Linked DNA regions of Homo sapiens: region 1 is linked to region 2. A link is a loop called in an ENCODE intact Hi-C map of the cell type or tissue named here. Cell type or tissue: MCF 10A. All regions are shown on one strand. Each heading gives the region's core, and the rest is flanking DNA. Links, peaks and the distances in the headings are about the cores only.

Evidence for each region. Hi-C counts contacts between places; a loop is a spot of excess contacts. Peaks named below come from ENCODE experiments on the same cell type or tissue, not always from the same donor. Only the 100,000 strongest peaks of a DNase experiment are listed, where the experiment ranks them.
Region 1: a loop joins it to region 2, with 6 times the contacts of the local background. A loop is called at or near these places in 3 of 110 quality-filtered maps.

What each region holds. Positions count from the first base shown.
Region 1 is chr2:237,554,176-237,564,662 of GRCh38, forward strand. MLPH (melanophilin) reads left to right here. Exons shown (of 16, transcript NM_024101.7): 16 at 1-1,147. It also overlaps the pseudogene RNU6-1140P. Among named protein-coding and RNA genes, the nearest start is that of PRLH, 7.2 kb to the right of the region's middle. RefSeq lists an enhancer at 9,248-9,748. In MCF 10A, for the core only: no CTCF peak of the experiment used is centred there; a DNase peak (open chromatin) is centred at 5,276.
Region 2 is chr2:237,477,038-237,487,273 of GRCh38, forward strand. It overlaps MLPH (melanophilin), which reads left to right and starts at 10,214. Exons shown (of 16, transcript NM_024101.7): 1 at 10,214-10,236. LOC105373957 (a long non-coding RNA gene) reads right to left here and starts at 10,111. Exons shown (of 2, transcript XR_001739962.2): 1 at 9,774-10,111; 2 at 8,663-9,684. RefSeq lists an enhancer at 9,081-10,049. In MCF 10A, for the core only: a CTCF peak has its summit at 6,452 (motif pointing left); a DNase peak (open chromatin) is centred at 6,534.

The sequences.
Region 1 (10,487 bases), core at 1,082-9,081, 76 kb after region 2:
GTGATCTGTAGACCAGGGGAAATTACACTGCGGTCAAGGGCAGAGCCTGCACATGACAGCAAGTGAGCATTTGATAGATGCTCAGATGCTAGTGCAGAGAGCCTGCTGGGAGACGAAGAGACAGCAGGCAGAGCTCCAGATGGGCAAGGAAGAGGCTTGGTTCTAGCCTGGCTCTGCCCCTCACTGCAGTGGATCCAGTGGGGCAGAGGACAGAGGGTCACAACCAATGAGGGATGTCTGCCAAGGATGGGGGTGCAGAGGCCACAGGAGTCAGCTTGCCACTCGCCCATTGGTTACATAGATGATCTCTCAGACAGGCTGGGACTCAGAGTTATTTCCTAGTATCGGTGTGCCCCATCCAGTTTTAAGTGGAGCCCTCCAAGACTCTCCAGAGCTGCCTTTGAACATCCTAACAGTAATCACATCTCACCCTCCCTGAGGTTCACTTTAGACAGGACCCAATGGCTGCACTGCCTTTGTCAGAGGGGGTGCTGAGAGGAGTGGCTTCTTTTAGAATCAAACAGTAGAGACAAGAGTCAAGCCTTGTGTCTTCAAGCATTGACCAAGTTAAGTGTTTCCTTCCCTCTCTCAATAAGACACTTCCAGGAGCTTTCCAATCTCTCACTTAAAACTAAGGTTTGAATCTCAAAGTGTTGCTGGGAGGCTGATACTCCTGCAACTTCAGGAGACCTGTGAGCACACATTAGCAGCTGTTTCTCTGACTCCTTGTGGCATCAGATAAAAACGTGGGAGTTTTTCCATATAATTCCCAGCCTTACTTATAAATTCTATTCTTTGAAAAAATTATTCAGGCTAGGTAAGGTGGCTCATACCTATAATCCCAGCCCTTTGAGAGGCCAAGGTGGGAGAATTGCTTGAGGCCAGGAGTTTGAGACCTCCTGGGCAACATAGTGAGATCCCATCTCTACAAAAAACAAAACAAAAAAATTACCCAAGCATGATGGTATATGCCTGTAGTCGTACCTACTTACTTAGGAGGCTGAGGCAGGAGGATCACTTGAGCCCTGGAGGTTGGGGCTGCAGTGAGCCATGATCGCATCACTATACTCGAGCCTGGGCAACAGAGTGAGACCTTGTCTCTTAAAAAAATTAATAATAAATAAATGAAAATAATTCTTCAGAGTTCCTTTCCTAGCAGATGGCTATTCTGGAGATGTGTAGTGGAAGCTGCATACAGGCAGGTCAGGGATCCCTGAGGCTAGTGTACCCCAACCAGTACAGCTGCTGGCTCTTTGTTTCCAGCTAAAGATTGACAGAAGTCAGTGGTTTCTCTATGACTCCAGAGGGAGATTAGAGACAAGCATTTAAAATATTTCTCCAAAGTTTTATCCTCCAACAGTCTTATTTATAAGGGGAAAAAGAAAAAATTTTAGGAAGCGTTGAATGCACAGATCTCCCAAAGATGCTTCTTACAAATGAGCTATGAGTGTGCAGCAAAATTGCACTCCCCAGATAATCCAGTATCCAACATATTGCAATATAGCACCCAGATCACCAAGGGATACCTTGCCTCACTGCAGATTATTGGGGTGAAACACAATTTGACAGGTGTAGCTCCCAGCTCTCAGGGATCAAACCAACCATGCATTACAGTGTTGCAGTTTCACTGATTTTATGTCAAGCCATTGTTTCTGTAAGTTCCAAGGATTTTCACTTTCCAACAGCTCTATCCAAAAGAACCCACTTTACTGGGGGCCAAAAACCCATCCCCAAAAGAGTAATAGTAATGGTATTGTCACTTGCTGGGCTTCTGAGAGCCCAGCTAAAGCTCCACTTTAGCATGCTGGTGACAGCCAAGTAATCCTCACATATTCACAATGCTCATAACTTCAAAGTTATTCTTATAGAGAATATTTATTACATATGAATTTTTTTTATTTTATTGGGATAAAACAGAAAAGATAGATATGCAAAAGAAAAAAAATACATAAAAAAAGAATCATCTACCCACTAGCAACCACTGCTAAGTCCTTGCAGACATTGGTTCACGTATTAGCTTTTAATAAAACTCCCACAAGTTAATATACTAGTAGGTGAGTAAAGCCCATTCCAAACATGACCGCACACCTATATCTTCCCAGGAAAGAGCCAGCCCCAGAAATAAGTATTTTACCCATGTATGCTACCCATATTCCCCTGAAAATATCTACAGCAAAGTCTTCCCAGAGACAGCCTTGCTGTCTAAATGAACAAACTGCTCAGTTATTTCCAATGAACACACCTGCAGCTCAATGGCATCTGGGCTCAGAGTTCCAAGGACATGGCCATGCTGGGGAAAGGAGTATTTTGCTACATCACCACAGACACTTGTAACAGTCTATGATTGTTAATTTTATGGATCAAATTGGCTCAGCTGTGGTGCCCAGATGTCTGATCAAACACCAGCCAAGATGTATCTATGCAGGTATTCTGTAGCTGTGATTAAGGTTTAAATCAGTAGACTTTAAAGCAGATAACCTGCCATAAAGTGGGTGGGCCTTCCCCAGCCAGTTGCAGGCCTTAGGAGAAAAGACAGATGTGCCCTGAGCAGGAAGGAGTTCTGCCTCCAGACTCCAGGGACAACTTTCCTCCTTCGCTGGGTCTCCAGCCTGATGGCTAGTCCTGCAGGATTCAGACCTCCCAGGCCCTGCAATCTTATGAGCCTATTCCTTAGACTAAATCTCTCCTCCCCCTCTCTCTCTCTCCCTCCCTCCCTCTCTCTCTGTTCTCTCTCCTCTCTCTCCCTCCCTCCCTCTCTCCCTCCCTCCCTCCCTCTCTCTCTGTTCTCTCTCCTCTCTCTCCCTCCCTCCCTCTCTCTCTCCCTCCCTCCCTCTCTCTCTGTTCTCTCTCCTCTCTCTCCCTCCCTCCCTCTCTCTCTCCCTCCCTCCCTCTCTGTTCTCTCTCCCCTCTCTCTCTCTCTCCCTCCCTCCCTCTCTCTCTGTTCTCTCTCTCTCCCTCCCGCTCTCTCCGTTCTCTCTCTCCTCTCTCTCCCCTCTCTCTCTCTTCTCCACACACACACACGCTATTGGCTCTGCTTCTCTGAAGAGCCTTGACCAATGCACAGTCCCTATATAAGAGCCTTGTCTGATGTTCAGTGTGTCTGTGTTTGAAACTTGTAAACTGGTTAGATGGGAGCTATGTGTGAGGGACGGGGAGCACCGTTTATTTTATCACAAATGCAATGCCAAGGTCCCAGAGCCGTGGCCACGTGGGGTAGGGGAAGCCTTCCTCCGGTGCTCAAATCTCACTAGCACTTTCTCTCTCAGTTCTCAGAGATGCCACTTTCTGGATGACTCACACTTCAAAAGCACCTTTCTAATTTACAAAGAGGAGTGTTTTAAAATCTCGTAAGAGTCTGGATTTTCAGAAGCCATCTACAGCAGAAACAGCTTTTCTGGTGACTGAATATTGCTCTTGCCGTGGCTGTTCCACAGCTGCAACTCGATGGCTTCCAATTCCCAAGGTTACCTCTCCCATCAGGCTGTGTAGTGTCTTCCTAGGAGGCCAGAAGAAACACACAGGCCACAGCCACGGTCCGCTTTCTTCTGGGAACAAGCACAAGGGACAGACATTTCATCAGTCCACTCAGACACACGTTTGAAGCCCTGCATTAGTTTCCTGTGGGTGCCATAACAAAGCCCCACAAACTGGTAGATTACAACAGAAAGTTACTCCCTCACAGTTCAGGAGGCCAGAGTCCAAAATCACAGCATCAGCAGAGTCGTTTCCATCTGCAGGGCCTGAGGGCAGGCAGTTCCTGGCCCCTTCCAGCTGTGAGGTTGCTGGCATCCTTGGTGCTTCTTGGCTTGTAGCTGCCTCCCTCCAGTCTCTGCTTCCATCTTCACATCGCCTTTCTCCCTGTGCATTTCTGCGCGTCTGTCCTCTTCTTATCAGGACACCAGTTGTTGGATTTGGGGTTCACCTTAATCCAGGATGACCTCATCTTAACTAATTACATCTGCAAAGATCCTAGTTTCCAAATAAGGTCATATTTGAGATTCCAGATGGGAGACTCCAACCCACTACAGAGCACCATTATGGTCCAAGAACTAAAACCAAAACCAGCTATCCATGAAATCAACTGTCCATCATGGTGCTGTTGCTACTTACCAAGTGCCTGCTACAGGCTGCACATTTACCATGTTGAGGGTGAAAGCTCAAAGATCTCAAAACTGAAATGCACCCCAGAGTAGGGTCCTCTCCCCATGTTGAGTACAGGAAGAAAGACTAGGAGGGAGGGAGGCTCTCAACTTGGGGCTCTTTTTTTATATATTTATTTATTTATTTAGAGACAGAGTCCTCCTCTGTCTTCCAGGCTGGAGTGCAGTGGCACGATCTCAGCTCACTACAACCTTTGCTTCCCTGGCTTAAGTGATTCTCCTGTCTCAGCCTCCCAAGTAGCTGGGATTACAGGTGCCCACCACCAGACCCAGCTAATTTTTGTATTTTTAGTACAGACAGCGTTTTGGCATGTTGGCCAGGCTGGTCTCGAACTCCTGGCCTCTTGTGGTCTGCCTGCCTCGGTCTCCCAAAGTGCTGGGATTATAGGCATAAACCACTGCACCTGGCCTTGGAGTGCCTATAATTGCAAAGAGCAGAAATCCACTGAAACCAGCCCAAGTGAAACAGCGAGCGTGAGAGAAGAACACAGAGCCTTCTCTTGGGGACCCAGGAAAACCCAGCGATCCAGTGCAGCAGCCACGGGGGCTGGGGTGGCTCTGCAATGGCCACGGCCTCGAGGCTTCTCAGCCCCCCTTGTGCCCTTCTCTTCCCTCTTGACTGTGAACTGCTCCTCGGCCGGTTCAGCAGGTGGCCTCTCTCAATGGCCTCTCCAACCCCCAACTCTAGGACTGTTCCCTCCAGCGGCCACAACTTATTTTTCCAGATGCCCGAGAGATAGATGGGCGGGGCCGTGTACATGCGAGTTGCTAGCCAACCTAGAGACAGCCTGTGCCAGAGAAGAGGTCGTCTTGCCCGGACAAGCAGGGTAGCAGGTCACTTCAACCCGTTCACACAGCACAACACTCCCACACAGTGCGTTCTCTTGTTCTCCCACTTTACACAATGGTTTTCAGAAACAGCACGAGGCTGTCACAGTGTCGACTGCACACCTGTTGCAACAGTTTGCCAGCTGGAGACCTAGACCCAGGGCAGCAAACGGCAGGCTGGGCCAAAGCCAGCTGCGGCCCATCTTCCTAAGTGAGGTTTCATGGGAGCCCAGCCACACCCATTCATCTGCCTTTTCCCCATGGCTGCTTTTCTGCTGCAACAGCAGATTTGGCCAGCTGCCACCAAGATCCTATGACCCACAAAGCTGGACACGTTTACTATCTGGCTCATGGCAGAAGAAGTTTGCCAGCTCCGTGTTCAAGATTGGATTTGGAGTGTCCCCTACAGACCACAAGCAAACGAGCCGGCAGGTGGGCGCCGTGATACAGTCCCTGACTCGGATGATCCCTTCTTTGTTGCGGGGCAACTCTGCCTTCTTCACTCCTCCCCGCTTCTACCCGCAAGACCCTCCTCCCTGGTACTTTCTCCGGGTCCTTCACTGAGTCGTTTTTCTCTGTCCACCCTCCGCCACCTGTCCTCTTCTTGTCTTCTCTCAGGTGTGCCCACCTTTCCCTGGCTGTTCACAGCCACCTGTCCTCTGTCCACACCCATGTTCAGGTTTACGGCTGAGGCCTCGTTAAAGAGCTCTGGGCTTCTTTGAGGTCTCAAACGTAAGCAAAGAAATAAAGGGTTCCAGGCCCAGCGAGCAGCCACCTGGCCACCCTCTAGGGCTCCTCAAACACCTGCCCACGACTGACCTCAGCATTTCCCCATCCCCAAGGCTCCCATCTTAGCCCCCCAGCTCTCAGTCTGGAAACCCCCGACCCATGACCTCCGAGCTCACTCCTTTTCTGCCCCTCACCTCAGCCCAAGTCCTACCCCATATGTCTCCTAGACAGCTCTGGAATTCCTATCTTTACCAGATCCTTTCCAGAGGACAGGAAAAAGGGGAAGCGTGGCTCCTCTTTCATAAGGCTGGTAAGACCTTCCTACTGAATGCAATGTGAGGAAGGAGAAGTAAAGGCAACATATGTTAACATATTTATTCTATAAATTAAATTTTCTTTTTTGTAGAGATAGGGCGTTGCTATGTTGCTCACGCTGGTCTCAATCTCCTGGCTTCAAGCAATTTTCCCACCTCAGCCTCCCAAAAGTGTGCTTGTACTACAGATGTGAACCACTAAGCACAGCCTAAAAGATCTATTCTAAATAAAGTATTCATGAAACAAATCCCAGAATCTATTAGAAAACCTATTGTATCTTACCAAGGTAAGGTTCATCCCAAGAAAGCCAGGAATTCTTTAATGTTAGAAAAAAATATATATTCTTGCGGTCCACTGTGTTAACAGAGTGAATGAGAAAACCACTGTGATCACTTCATTCAATGAAGAAAGGCACAGAAGAATAAATCAGTAGCTGGCCGGGCACGATGGCTCACGCCTGTTATCCCAGCACCTTGGGAGGCCAAGGTGGGTGGACCATTTGAGGTCAGGAGTTGGAGACCAGCCTGGCCAACATGATGAAACCCCGTCTCTACTAAAAATACAAAAATTAGCCAGGCGTGGTGGTGGATGCCTGTAGTCCCAGCTACTCGGGAGGCTGAGACAGGAGAATCGCTTGAACCTGGGAAGTGGAGGTTGCAGTGAGCCGAGATCGCGCCACTGCACTCCAGCCTGGGTGACAGAGCGAGACTCTGTCTCAAAAAAATAAAATAAAATAATAAATAAATAAGTATCTTAGAAAATTAGGACTGGAAGGCGTGGCAGTCAGCATCTTTGCTGTCATTATACCCGTGGCCTCCAGGAGGGTAGCATGGCAGGCAGTCATACTTTCCCCAGGGAGGGGACTTTCCTGCACAGGTTCTAGTTTGTATGTGCCACAACTCAAGTGGCCACATCACATTCTGGATGAAATACTGACCAACAGAAGCTGGACCAAGAGTGCTTGGCTCTGCCTTTCCTGAGGCCCATGACGCAGTTAAATAGGGGATGGGGAGAAGCTCCCTGACTGCCTGTGGTCAAAACCCATCTGTGGGATTCATTTCTCTAAAAACACTGAAGCCATGTGCATCCTGAAAGCCCCAGGCCAGGCCTGCAGTTCTGTGACATTCTTGCAAGAACAGCCCACACCTCACTCGCCATCACAGCATCTCCGGCCAGCCACAGTGCCTCTCAGCGGTTCTGAGGTCTCTGATGGACACCATCGCCTTCTTCGTGGGGGTGGGGTAAGCAGGATTGATGCCTGTGCTACTGCCCAGCCCGCCTGCTGCCTCCCACTGGTGGACTCCCAAAGTGGCAAGATGCCAGTGCCACACTGTGACAGCGCTGCTTTACACACACACACACACACACTCCAGTGGTGGATGCCCAGAAAGCTGCCCCCAGGTCCTGGGGTCTCAGTTTCTGCTGCTACAGGCAGGCCTAGCACTGGACAGAAAACACACCTCCAAGATGGTGATACTTAACCACCACTATCACCACTACAGGTCAAGTTCCCTTATCCAAAGTACTTGGGACCAGAACTGTTTTGGATTTTAAGGGTTTTTGGGGGGAGGATTTTGAAATATTTGCACTATACTCATGAGTAGAACATCCCAAATTTAAAATCCAAAATGCTTCAATGAACATTTCCTTTGAGAATCAACTCAGCACTCAAAAAGTTTCCGATTTGGGGTTTTTGGATTTGGGATACTCAACCTACATTTGTAAAAACTATGGGTAAAAACTATGGATGGGGAGCTTTTCGCCATCACTGATGCCTGAGCTACCCCCACAAATTCTGATGGAATTCATTCCAGGTACAGCCCAGGCATTAGGAGGTTTTTAAGGCTCCCAAGTGACTCTAATCAGCAGCCCAAGCTGGGAGCTGCGAACCCCACCCCATCACCCTTCCCGTGCTGCTTACCCTACTTCCCGCCTCCAGCTACCCCTGGGCTCCAGAGCTCCCAGGGAGCCCACCAGCCACAAACCTGTGTCACTGGGAAAAACAACTACGCAGCAAGGAAGAAGCCACTGTGTCCTGTTCCCTGAAGGGGAAAGTATTGCCCAGAAGCTTTTCCTAAAGGATGGAAGTGGCACATTGACCATCTGCGCCAATCCATGGGAAGCACGTGCCAAGTTTCCCCTCCAGAAATTTTCCTTAAAAAGATTGTACTCAACTGCATATAAGTGGTCATGAGTATAACCTATAATTATTCAGAACATGAATGATTTAGATCCACCTTAAATGGTAGAACATTGCACAGTTACTTAAAATGGCACAAACTTGCAGATTTTTTAGCAACTTGAGGATGTGATTGTTACAGTGTTAAGTGAAAAGAATGAAATTCAACATGTATAAATGTGATCAATCTACCCAGAAAATATGTCGGAAGCTCACTAGAAGAAAATGCATCAAATGTAGACGCGAGAGGCTTTCTTTTTTTTTTTTTTTTTTCTTTGAGACAGAGTATCGCTCTGTCGCCCAGGCTGGAGTTCAGTGGCAGGATCCCAGCTCACTGCAACTTCCACCTCCAGGGGGTTCAAGTGATTCTGCTGCCTCAGCCTCCTGAGTAGCTGGGATTACAGGCGTGCGCCACCATGCCCAGCTAATTTTTGTATTTTTAGTAGAGACAGGGTTTCACCATGTTGGTTAGGCTGCTCTCGAAGTCCTGACCTCATGATCCACCCGCCTCGGCCTTCCAATGTGCTGGGATTACAGGCATGAGCCACCACACCTGGCCACGAGCAGCTTCTTTAACATGATCAGTGCTATTTTTTCTATTTTGTTGTATGCACTAATATTTTTCCAAATGTATATGAACTGCTTTAATAATAAAAATGTATTTGTTTCTTTTATAATAAAAAATAAGCTTGTCTTATGAGAATAATAAACTTGTTTATGTTAAACATTAATTATAAAGACTGTAAAAGTCTAGAAACCACCTGTTGTAAGTTATAGAGTGCTTGCTTCTGCAGCACATATACTAAAATTGGACCGATACAGAGAAGATTAGCATGGCCCCTGCGCGGAAGTTACAGAATGAGGAAGACATGGTGTGCACACGACAAATGCAGGTAGGACAGTCAGGCAGGTGAATGAACGAGGACCGAGAAGATCGCAAAGATACAAAGCCGCAGTGCTGGGCTTTGGTGACTGTCCCTGCTCACCTTTCCCTTGAATGTGAATGCGGTGATTTAAAGGCAGGGAGAGAGGACTGGAAGGAGTCCGGGAGCCCCATCTGTGAGGCCCAGCGGACACTTGACACTGCAGTCTGCCCGAAGGCGAGCACGAAGAAGAGAAGCTAATGTGTTTTAAAACCACTTGGTCCAAATGAAATTATATAACCCAGGAAGGAACAAATCGCATCGCTGATGAGTTTTGTTTTGTGTTTTTTTTTTTCAATAAAGGAACGAGAAGAGACACAGGCTCGCTCCTGATGCCGCCCTGTGAGGGAGACAGGCTGGCTTGGGGGAGGGCACCTGGGGGTGCCGGCTTCGTCCTCTCGGGGGCTATAAAAGGGGAACAGAGGCTCCCGCCTCCTCGGCTCCACTGCACCCGTAGCCAGGACAGCTCCTCTACCACACTCGAGAACGGTGAGTTGCACATCCAGGCGCTGGAGCTTGGGCCCTCTGCTTTGCTACTTTGTAAAATCTTCCCTTGCTGTCTGAGTGTGGGTCGGGTTGAGACCCTGCCTGCTCTCCTGGCAGCTGAGGCTAGGCCTAAGCAGGAGAGGCAGAGACGGCTGGCCCCTGGGTTCTTGCATCCAAAGCCACCCTGCCCTCCCAGGGCACCAAGGCTCCGGCGCTGTCCATGGTGGAGACTCCAGACAAAGACGTCCCATTCAACTCCGCTGACCAGGAAATCCCACGGGGCAGCCGGCCAAAGTCTCCACCTCTCAGGGAGGCAGGTCTTTGGGGATCAGGAGCCAAGTGAGCATCGTTAGCATTCTCGGACACCCCTCAGGTGGCGTGGGTCCCGTGCCAGAGGAAATGCAAACGGCCAGCCTGCTGGGATGAATCTCTTTATCACTCTTCAAGGTGGCACCTCCATTTCCTCTAGACTGGGGAACCCCCCACCCCACCTAGCATGGGACGCCCCTCCAGGTCTCTAAAAAGGAAAGGTGTAGGCATTTTAAATTGTTCTGATGGAGAGCACTTTCTGTGGGGCTCAGGGAGGGGCTGGAAAGTCAAGGTCGGCAGGGGGATCCTTCCCAGAGCAAGATGGAGCTGTCGGGCATCTTCCCATGGCACCCAAAGTGCCACAGGTGGAGGAAGGAGGAGGGGTGCCTGCAGCAGGTGTTTCCAGGTCTCCCATGATGGATGCTGTTTAGGCATTTCAGCACCTCCACTCCAGTGGGGTGGAAGGGGCTTTCCATGCACCTGGTGTCATCCACGGCAGCCCCCTCCTCCCATCACCGATAGGAAGTGGCCCTGCCTTGTGAGAAGAGGTCCCAGATG
Region 2 (10,236 bases), core at 2,237-10,236:
GTATTATATTCTGGTCATTTGGTTATTATGTTCAAACATAATAAAAGATTATTACAAAACATTAAAGAATATCTCCTGTTGTAGATACTGGTTGCAGACATCTCTGACACCCAGTCTAGGCTACATGGGAGATAAAAAGAAAAGTCTAAGGAACCCACCATATTATCTTTCCTCCAGTCCTGAGGTCTCTGGCCAGTCTACCTTCTTCTACCCAACTTTCAGAGTCCTTTTATCATTGTCTGTTAAAGAATTTCCATGGTATTTAGTTTTTAGAAGGGAGGAGTAGGGAAAAGTGAGTCTACTCATTTTGTTTCAGAACCAAAATCCTAAACCCTTTTCAATAGCACATTCCAACCTACCTCTCACGAACTCCCACTAAATACCCCAAATCTACGCCAGCTCCAAGGGATTGTTTGGTCTTCTCAGGGGATGGTGCCATGTAAAGAGCTCAGCATCAGTCAGATATCCAGCAACAGAAGTAGCTAGATCAGGCTTGGTGAGATAGAGCCCACGTAGTCGGACCATATGGCCTCCCTCCTGGTCCCCTGGCATGAACATTGAGGTGACCAAGGACACAGTCTGACTCCATAGGGTAAATGACCCAGTATACCCATTCATTCAGTGTCCTTTTTGTACTAGGTGGCCTCTGGTAAGCATTGACATGAGATAGAAGATTCACATATGGCGCCTATTCCCAAGATCCCTGCACATACCTCTCTGTCTCCAGTCTTTCAACCTTATTCTCTTCCAGTTCCCTGAACAACTAGAGAAGCTTGCATTAATACCTGGACCTGCTACAGAATTTTCTCACGCTCTAAGCGTCACTCAAACCTGCCAGCCTTCCAAATCACTTCCCAAATGGATTGCAGCAGTATTCCCAAGTGAGCCATGTGCTGCCTCCAACATCCAAAGTTCCACCTAGTGCTATGTCTCTGTCCTTGTCATAGCGCCTGCAAAGAGAATAATTTGCCCTATACTTTTGAAGGTATGTCCCAGCAGACTCTACATCTTTAGTCCCCTAAGAACCTAGCCTAAGTTTTATATCCCTGGAACATCATAAGATTGGCCTCCCAATGCACATATGTCTTACCAGAGTATTCAGCATCTTTCTACTCTCCTTTTCACCAGTTCTAATCTGGAAAATATCACCATATGTTGCACCAATGTGCTTAAGGTTCCTGAGGATTATATTGTGACAGTAATCAGAGATTTGATATAGCCCTGGGACAGACAATAGAGAGAAGGTGTACTGTTGTCCTTCCCACGTAAAAGCTGTTTCAGATCTTTTCTGATGACAGCGTGATGGCTCCCCTGACTAATGTCAGCTCAGAATCTGTATCCAATCACCCTCCAAAGTATGACTGTTTCCCTTTCCCCTATGTACAGTTATCCTGGTAAATAACCATGGGCCCTTTGGGGAAAACAATGTATAATATTTATGGTATATATTGTAGTGACACTGTAAAGTCCTTCCTCGAAGGGACCTTGCTTCTCCTTTAGTCGATGGGGTCTAGGTCTATAAAAACTGGTTTAGATATGGAAACTGAATGAGGGATTGTGATTTTTCATTGCAGCATCTGATATCAGCCTTCCGTTCACCAGTCCTTGAATTATCTGTGTGCACAATCAACCAGTACCCTAATTGTCTGCTAATTTCTTGAGCCCCAAGGAATACCATAGTCTACTAGCCATCCCATAGACACTTATGTTTGGTTGCTTTTCTGGATTTTTTACCATTACAGAAATTCTGTCCACCCTACCTCTGATAGTTGAGGATCTCTATCTGAACTCTTCTATTTCAGAATCCCAGCAACCCCCATGACACTACAGAGTGTAGTTCCATGGAGTAACTTCCTACTGTTAATACCAGCTTCAGAGAACAGCCAGTATTGAGTTGCCAAAAGATGCAGACACTCCCCACACTGGTATATTTCTTATTGCTTTGGTGAAGAAAGTGTCCTCTGGGCCCTCCCAGGAAACACAGTCAAATGATAGAGTCTTTGATCTTACATAATAAATCCATTCTCACATTTCTACCTCCCTAAGCCTTCTAAGTTCCTACTCAATACTCTGCCAAGGCAAGCATAACATCTACACCTCATTTACATCATGCCCAAGCTTCGCAGTGCCATCTCAGCAGTGTATTTGAATGATTTCCAAGTATCCTTGCCAAGAAGTCAAATTCTAAGACATAGACAAGTTCCTCCAAATCAACAAACTGAATTCAATATCTCCGTGGCTTATTCAGACACATTTCTCTCTGTCGCTTGGTGACATATATTAGCCAAGACTTGCAGTTATGTTCACTAGATGCTGTTTATTCCTAGAAAAGAAACTTTATTTTCCCACTTGGGCTATACTGGGACCTGGCCCTAGTTATTTGTGTAGAGGAAATAAGAAGAGATGGAGACAGATCTTGAGAAGGACAAGCATCACATTGGAAGTCAACCATCTCAGGTGAAGACTCTGCACAGTATCCAGGTATCAGCATCCTTGGGAAAAGGGAAAGGGCTATTCCCAAGAGGGTTCTTGGGAATCTAGGTGTTCAAGCTTAGACTCATCTATCCAAATGTCCTCCTCCCAGGTTACATGATTCTACCACCCTATCAGTGCCCTGACTTAAGCACAGAAAACATATTCAGGGTGTTCCCTTTGTATTTCTGGTATAGATTTGCAGGATGTCAATACAAAACGCTTAGTTAAATTTGAATTTGAGATAAGCAACAAATAATATTTTAGTGTAAGCAAGTATGCCCCATGCAATATTTAGAACATACTTATACTAAAAGTTATTCCGTGTTTATCTGAAATTCAAATTTAACTGGAAAGCCTACATTTCATCTGGAAACCTTCCTCTTGGCACCCTTACAATCAAATCCTGGCTCTGATTTTCAGCACAGTCTGCACTAAGTTGGCAGGAGATGCGGATTTCTTTAAACACCGCCACAGATGCCTTCTGGCTCTCACAGTATGCCCTGGGGAGATAGACCTGAGCCTGTCATTCCGTTTCCCAAGTATGTGTTTAGTTGTTATGACAGTTTTTAAATAATTTTAAATACCTGAAAATTCTAACCAAGTATTTTCAGAACCTGAAATATGTTTACAAACCCTGCTTCAAAACCAGTGACCTAGCCCAGCAACCTGAGCAGGTAGGATTTGAGCCTGTCTTGAGGGTTAACCTTGGATAACTGTAGGAGAAAATGAGAAGGCACAAAACACAGCCTGACATTGCATTTCCACCCAGAACTGAAGGCACACGTGCTCCCAGGAATAGGTGGACTCATTTGGATTTGTGGGGTCAGAAAGCCATGGAAGATAGGGCTGGAAATTAATTGGGTTTGGAGTTCAGGTGGAGGCAAGCTTGGAAAACTGTAGTTCACAGAAGGGCAAGACTGAGGTGAGTATGGGGAATGGGAAGGTGAAGGTGAGGATTCACGGGTTAGGAATTGGCTCTAGGTATATTACTAGTTGGTAATGGGCTTTGAATCTGGCCATGAGTGAGGGGGAGGCCTAGGGGCGGTGATACTGCTGGATTCCTGCTGCTGGCTCTGGGGTGGTTTCAGCCAAGCCCTGTGCTGACATCAGACCAACCTGAGAGGTGCAGGCGGTAGCAGCTCGAGCGAGAGATCTTGTAACAGCTTTCACTGTGGGGAGGACATTAGCGTTACTGCAAATATTCTGCAACATTCATACAAGAGTTTAACGTGAGATATGAAGTGTGGCTTGTGTGTTGAAACTGAAATTAGGCCATCGCTATGAATTATGGAAGTGGAGAAGAAGCAAAAGGAATTGTTCCTGTAATGCCTAATTCGACCATTGTGACTTGGGAATGGGGTGATGCCCAACACCTGCTGTAGGGATGCCCACCACCTGGTATAGGGATGCCCACCACCTGCTGTAGGGATGCCCACCACCTGCTGTAGGGATGCCCACCACCTGCTGTAGGGATGCCCACCACCTGATGTAGGGATGCCCACCACCTGCTGTAGGGCACGATGCACTCAGGGCCTAACAGGGCTGCTTGCCACTGTTTTCCCCAGCATGGGCCCATGAGGGGGGCTCTGGTTTTGAATTTCTACATCTGCTCTTCACAGCTTTCCTGCTTCTGGCTGTGCCAGGCCCCATGAACCAGTCACCCCTGCTGTGGCTGTTGCCTGCCCCAGGCGCTGTGGAAATCCAGGCTCAGAGCCCCTTAGACCTGGGTTTGCCTCTGGTCTCCCCTCTCTGACTGTGTGACCTTGCACCAGTGCCTCAGCTTCCTTATCTGCACAACCCAGTTGACACTGGGGAGTTCAGATGCCCAACCCAATTGCTAATGTGCATGCCAGGCTCCCAGACCACACTTGCTGGGCATACCGTAGCCTTCAGTGAGGACTGGTTCCCTTCCTGCTGTCTTCCTTCATAACCACATGACCAAGATTTCCAGAAGTGGGTCTGGAAATTTTATTGCCTGAACTCATTCCCTTCAATTTGGACCATTTCTGCCTAATTCCTGAATCCCTGATGGTTAAAGCTCCTAATTAAGGTAATTTAGGTAAAGAGAACTGCTCATTGGCCCATGCCCCAACATGAGCTGAAGCTTCCAGAACCCCCAGAAGGCTGAGATTTCTGATGGTTTTAGATTCAAGAACTTCATTGTTCAGATTTTTCACTCCTCTTGGCTGGCCTCTCTGGTTCATTACAGCTCCCTTCAAGCACTCATCAAGATGTAGTTCTCTATGTGTGCAGATGAGGGAAAGCACATTGCCAACATAAGTGTGAGAGTCCTACACTTTCAAGCAGTCACACATGTGGGGTAGAAATTTAGGAATCCTAAATGGAATTCTGCTAAGCTTTGAGCAAAAGGGGATTACTTCTTGCTCTGTAGCACACGCATCCTAGGAGAGAAAACAAAGGGTGATCTTGGACCAACACAAGAAAGAGAAAGAGGCTGAGTTGGGGGCCACCATCTGAAAACATAGTAAGAGCCAATGAACGGCAACAGCAAGAGGAGAATGTTGGCCCACAAGCCAGCAGAGATCCCTGTGAGGACAATTCAACCCTCCCTCTCCCAGCTCCGCATTCTGTCATCCCATCAAGTCATTTCCCAAGAGACCCTGCTCTTCCAGGGAAGTGCTGTGAGCTCAGGCCACCTGGATGGTGGAGGGCAGAGCTAGCTCTGTTTGGAAAATGCCCTTCAGTCAAAGTTAAGATGAAGGCCAGCATCAAAATATGATATTATGGTTATTGAACAATATTTATTCAACACATATTTGTTGAGAGCCTACTATGCACCAAGCACCGTGGAAGGCAGCAGGACATCAGAGTGAGCATCGCAGTCCCTGTCCTCCCAGAGCTCAGAGCAGGGGAGCAACAGACACTAACCCGATAATCACACGAGCACGGGAGATAAATGATGGGCCTGATCTGCAAGAACATGCAGGAACCCCAGGGAAGCCGACAGTGGGCAGGGCTGCTTGGCCAGGACCTGATTTCTGAGGGAAGGACAGTTGAGTGGTGATCCGAACAGGGAGCAGGACTTGGACAGATGAAGGGAGGTTGGGTTGCAGGGTCATTCAGAAAAGAGCTGGAGCCCAGAGAGCAAGCGGAGGCAGCCAGGGTGGGGCTGTGCAAGTAGACCAATGTGAGCCCAGGGAGCTGCGTGTGTGTTCAGCTGCTTGGAGGGCAGTCACATGAGGCTGTGTGCTGACGAACTGGCAGGAGCAGAGTCAGGTGACAGCTCTTTAAAGGCCTAGGGCACTCTTGCATAACCCACGATCCCCCACCCAGCTGAACAACGGCAAAGCCAGAATGCTTCCAAAAATGGGGTCCCCCCTCCATTTTCCAGGTTTATTGGAAGAAAAAAAAAAGGATTCAGTGTCTGATGAAAACATATTTTCTTGTAATTTACAAGTAGTTTCCTGGATATGGCTAAGATTTGGGGCAATATTTTGCATGTGTTCTGTTTCCTGGATGGTTATCTCAAAAATCCAGAACCCTTGTTAGCCTAATGCCATATTGGCCCAGAGGGTTTAGACAGAGAGACTGAGGGGGACGGGTTTTAACTACTGCCTGCCAGAGAGCTGGAGCACCTGAGAGGGTCAGTGGATGGGAACTGCAGGCCTTTTCAGCACTAATCCTGGACTCTGCCATTGCAAAGGAAGCAGGCACGTCCAGACTCTGTGAGGCTCCTTGGTGAGCCAGAAACCTTCTCTCCCCTAAGGTTCCCTATCCACGTGCAGAGAGGAGGCTAAGCCCAAGGCCACCCCTCAGTGGGACTTGCCTGACCAGTTATCCTTGGAACTGGGGTATGCCCAGGCAGTGAAATTAAAGGGTGCTTCTCTGAAGCCCATCTTTGGTGGTGAGCTTCCTGCTGGCATGGCCAAGTGAACCATCCTTTCCTCCCTCTCATGCCAGCCACTAAGTCCCAGCAAAGGCTGAGTCTCCAGACGGCCACTATTACGACAAGGAAGTAGGGAGGGGACTCTGCTGTCCTCTGGTGTCCACCCACCAACCCAGACTTTAACAGTGTGGCTTGTGAGGCTCAGGGCTGAAGAGATCGGCTGCCTCTGACTCATTGTGTGATCTTGGGTAAACACCATCTGACTCTCTGGGCATCAGTTTCCTCCTTTAGAAAGTGAACAAGGAAGGGTAGGTCTCAGGGCAGGGTAAAACGTCAGGGAGGTAGAGGGTACCAGCGACGGGCACACTGGGGAGCCCTGAGAAGAAGCTGGGGAGGCAGGAATACAAAGATAAAATCTATTCTCTGCTACCATTTGACATTGTTTATTAAATTTTATTCTTTATTTATTTAGTTTTTTTTTTTTGAGACAGAGTCTTGCTCTGTCACCCAGGCTGGAGTGCAGTGGCACAATCTCGGCTCACTGCAACCTCTGCCTCCCTGGCTCAAGCGATTCTCCTGCCTCAGCCCCCGGAGTAGCTGGGACTACTGGCGCGCACCACCACACCCAACTAATTTTTGTATTTTTAGTAGAGACAGGATTTCGCCATGTTGGCCAGGCTGGTCTCGAACTCCTGACCTCAAGTGATCCGCCCGCCCTGGCCCAAAATGCTGGGATTACAGGCGTGAGCCACCGCGCCTGGCCTTATGAAATTTTAAATGTGTACACCCCTCCTCCAAAAATACATATTAATTACAGGGGGGAAGGGAGTAACTTGCCCATGGAGAAGGCTGGAAGACAGCACCTTAGTCTGGGGATCCCAGCAGCAGTAAGGAGACATACTGCAGCCATGCACCAGCTGACAGGACACAGGGAGAGGACCCGGCCTCACTTCTGCAAGATGATTCTCCCAACCATGCAAAACCTGAGTATAATCATGGGAAACAGCAGACCAACCCAAATTTAGGGACAGCCTAAAAAATAAGTGGCTTAATATTTAAATAGCAAAGCCATGAAAGTCAAAGACAGAGGAACTGATCTGATTTGAAGGAGACTTAGAAATGACAACTAAACAGAACATGAGATTCTAAACTGGATCGTTTGGCAACAAAAAATTACGGAGACAACTGGCAACATTTGAAAGGACTCCGATGATTAGATGATAGCAACATATCATGTACAGATGTTGATGGTTGGATTGCAGTTTAATAGAAGGTTGTCCTTGTTTGTATAAAATACACTAAACCCTCATGTCAGAAACTCCATCACAAATGGCTAGGGGAAGGTAGGGTTCTTTGTGTTATACTTGAAACTTTCTGTAATTTGGGGATTGTTTAATCATTTTAAATGTTTATAATTCCAGGGCCGGGTGCAGTGGCTCACACCTATAATCCCAGCACTTTGGGAGGCCGAGGAGGGTGGATCACGAGGTCAAGAGATCAAGACCATCCCGGCCAACATGGTGAAACCCCGTCTCTACTAAAAATACAAAAATTAGTGGTGGTGTGCGTCTGTAGTTCCAGCTACTGGGGAGGCTGAGGCAGGAGAATTGCTTGAACCCGGGAGGCAGACGTTGCAGTAAGCCGAGATCAAGCCACTGCACTCCAGCCTGGCAACAGAGCAAGATTCCATCTCCATTAAAAAAAAAAAAAAAAGTTTATAATTCTAGAATTTTCTCTTAAAATTGTATACATCCTTTGACTCAGAAAATCCAAATCTATAGGCTTTTAGTCTACAGATATATCAGTATGTATGTACAATGATATTCATGTGTCATCCTATGTATGATAGGTGTCAATAAGAATTATCTAGGATGATATTTATGGCAGAATCATTTAAATAGCAAAAAATCAAAAATTAACTGTCCATCAATAGAAGACTGGTAAGTAATTATGGTAACTCACACATTGGATACTCTGCAACCAAAAAAGGATGAAGTAGATCAACAGGAATAGTAATTAATATTTACCAAGCACTCACCACATGGTGTCTCACCCAAGCTGCAGGGATATTGATTCACAACACCCTTATGTGTAACTCCCATTACTATTCTCATCATGGAGAAGAGAGAAAAAAGTCAGTAGAAGATTCAGTAACAGGTCCAAGATGACACAGCTTGTGGGCCACACTCCTAGTTGGAATTCCGACTCTTGCAGTTGGTTTGAGCCCACATGCTTAACCTCACACACACACACACCATTCAGAAAGAATATAGAAGACACCATTAATAATGATTGCTTTCTGGTCATGGAGGTTAGTAATGGAATAAGAGAGAATTTGGCTTTTCATTTTATACTCCTTATATTCTTTACTATATACCTTATATATCAGCGTGTGTCAGTTGTATATTTTTTAAAACCACTACTTCAAATAAATAAGCACTAAAGTATTAAAAACATTTTTAAAAACTTCTGCCCTTAAGGAACTTAAGTCCCTACATCAACTCTTAAGGGATTTATTAATCTTAACAAGTAACAGTAAAGTATATGGCAAGGAGGTAAGGAAATGAAAAACATAAGCACCAGATCATATGGGATGTGGAAATACTGGCTTCAGTGTAAGCTTCACTCTATTCCAGGGTTCACACTCAACAATTGATGGTGTTTGGTAAGAGCACCTGTCTCAAAGCAGCCCAGGGGCCTGAAATACCCTGATTCACCTACAGTGTTCCCCTGGGCTCAGCAGGCAACAACATTCTTTTTTGTTCTTTTGCAGCCTTTTGAAAGCTGTTTACAAATAATCTAATGTGATATCACAACAATCCTATAAGGTTTTGATTCCTCTTCTGTTAAATGGAGATACTAGTATCTATTCATTCACCTAATGGCTTTATTCCTATCATTTTGCAGATAGGAAAACTGAATTGCAAAAGCGGTTCCTGGAGAACAGAATGTGAGTTTTTAAGTGACAAGGGAGAGGGAGGGGGAGGGAGAGAAAATTCTGAAGCGCCCAGTCTTGGAGGATGAGGGAGGAGGGCAATTCCCTAATGTCCATTGGAATTCGGAAGGACAGGCAGGCCGGGCGGACTGGAGACGGCGGCTCGCCTTGGGACCCTCTGAGCTTGCGGGCCCCGCTGAGCACCCAAAGGCCGGCCCTAGAGTCCAGGAGAAGAGCGCAGCGGCGCGGAGCTCCCAGGCGTTCCCCGCAGCGCGTCCTCGGTCCTGGAACCACCGCGCCGCGCGTCCTGGCTTCCACATCTGCCCCATTTGCCCGCGGATCTTGACTTTTTCTTGGCGGGCAAGGCCTCGGTCTCCTCCCCGCAGCAGGGCTGCCCGCGGCTGCGGGACCCTCCTGGTCCTGATGCCTGGCAGAATCGAAGGGGTGAGGGTACGCTCTCTGCAGCAGAAAGCCCTGGGCTTAAAGTCCTATTTATTATTTGGCGTTGCCACTTACTGGTCGGTGGCTTTGGTAGGGCGCGTTTCTGAGCCTCAGTTTCCCCATTTGTAAAGCCGAAGTACATAGCGCTTTCCCTGCAGAGTTAGAAATTTCGACGATGTGCCGCGCGCTCTAGAGCGCGCTCAGCAAGCGGGTCCCACCGTGCCCAAGGCAGGACCGCGGCGCGATGTCACCTATGCAAAGTCGCCGCAACTCACGGGAATCGCAGCTGTGTGCTCAACTTTCCCCTCCCCGCCGCCGTCTTTCTCCCCAAACTGGCTTGGGGGTCGAGTATCCGGGGCTCTCCCCCGCACTGGCGCTTCCCGCGCGGGCGCCCCAGGTGTCCGTTCCGTTCCGCCCTCTGCCTGGCAGGGCATCCAGAGGTGTCCGCGCTCCCGGAGCTGGGCGGAGCGGGGCGCAGCCCACGTGGTTCGGGCGGGAGGCGCCGGGACGTGGCCAGTTGCCCGCCTGCCCCGGAGAG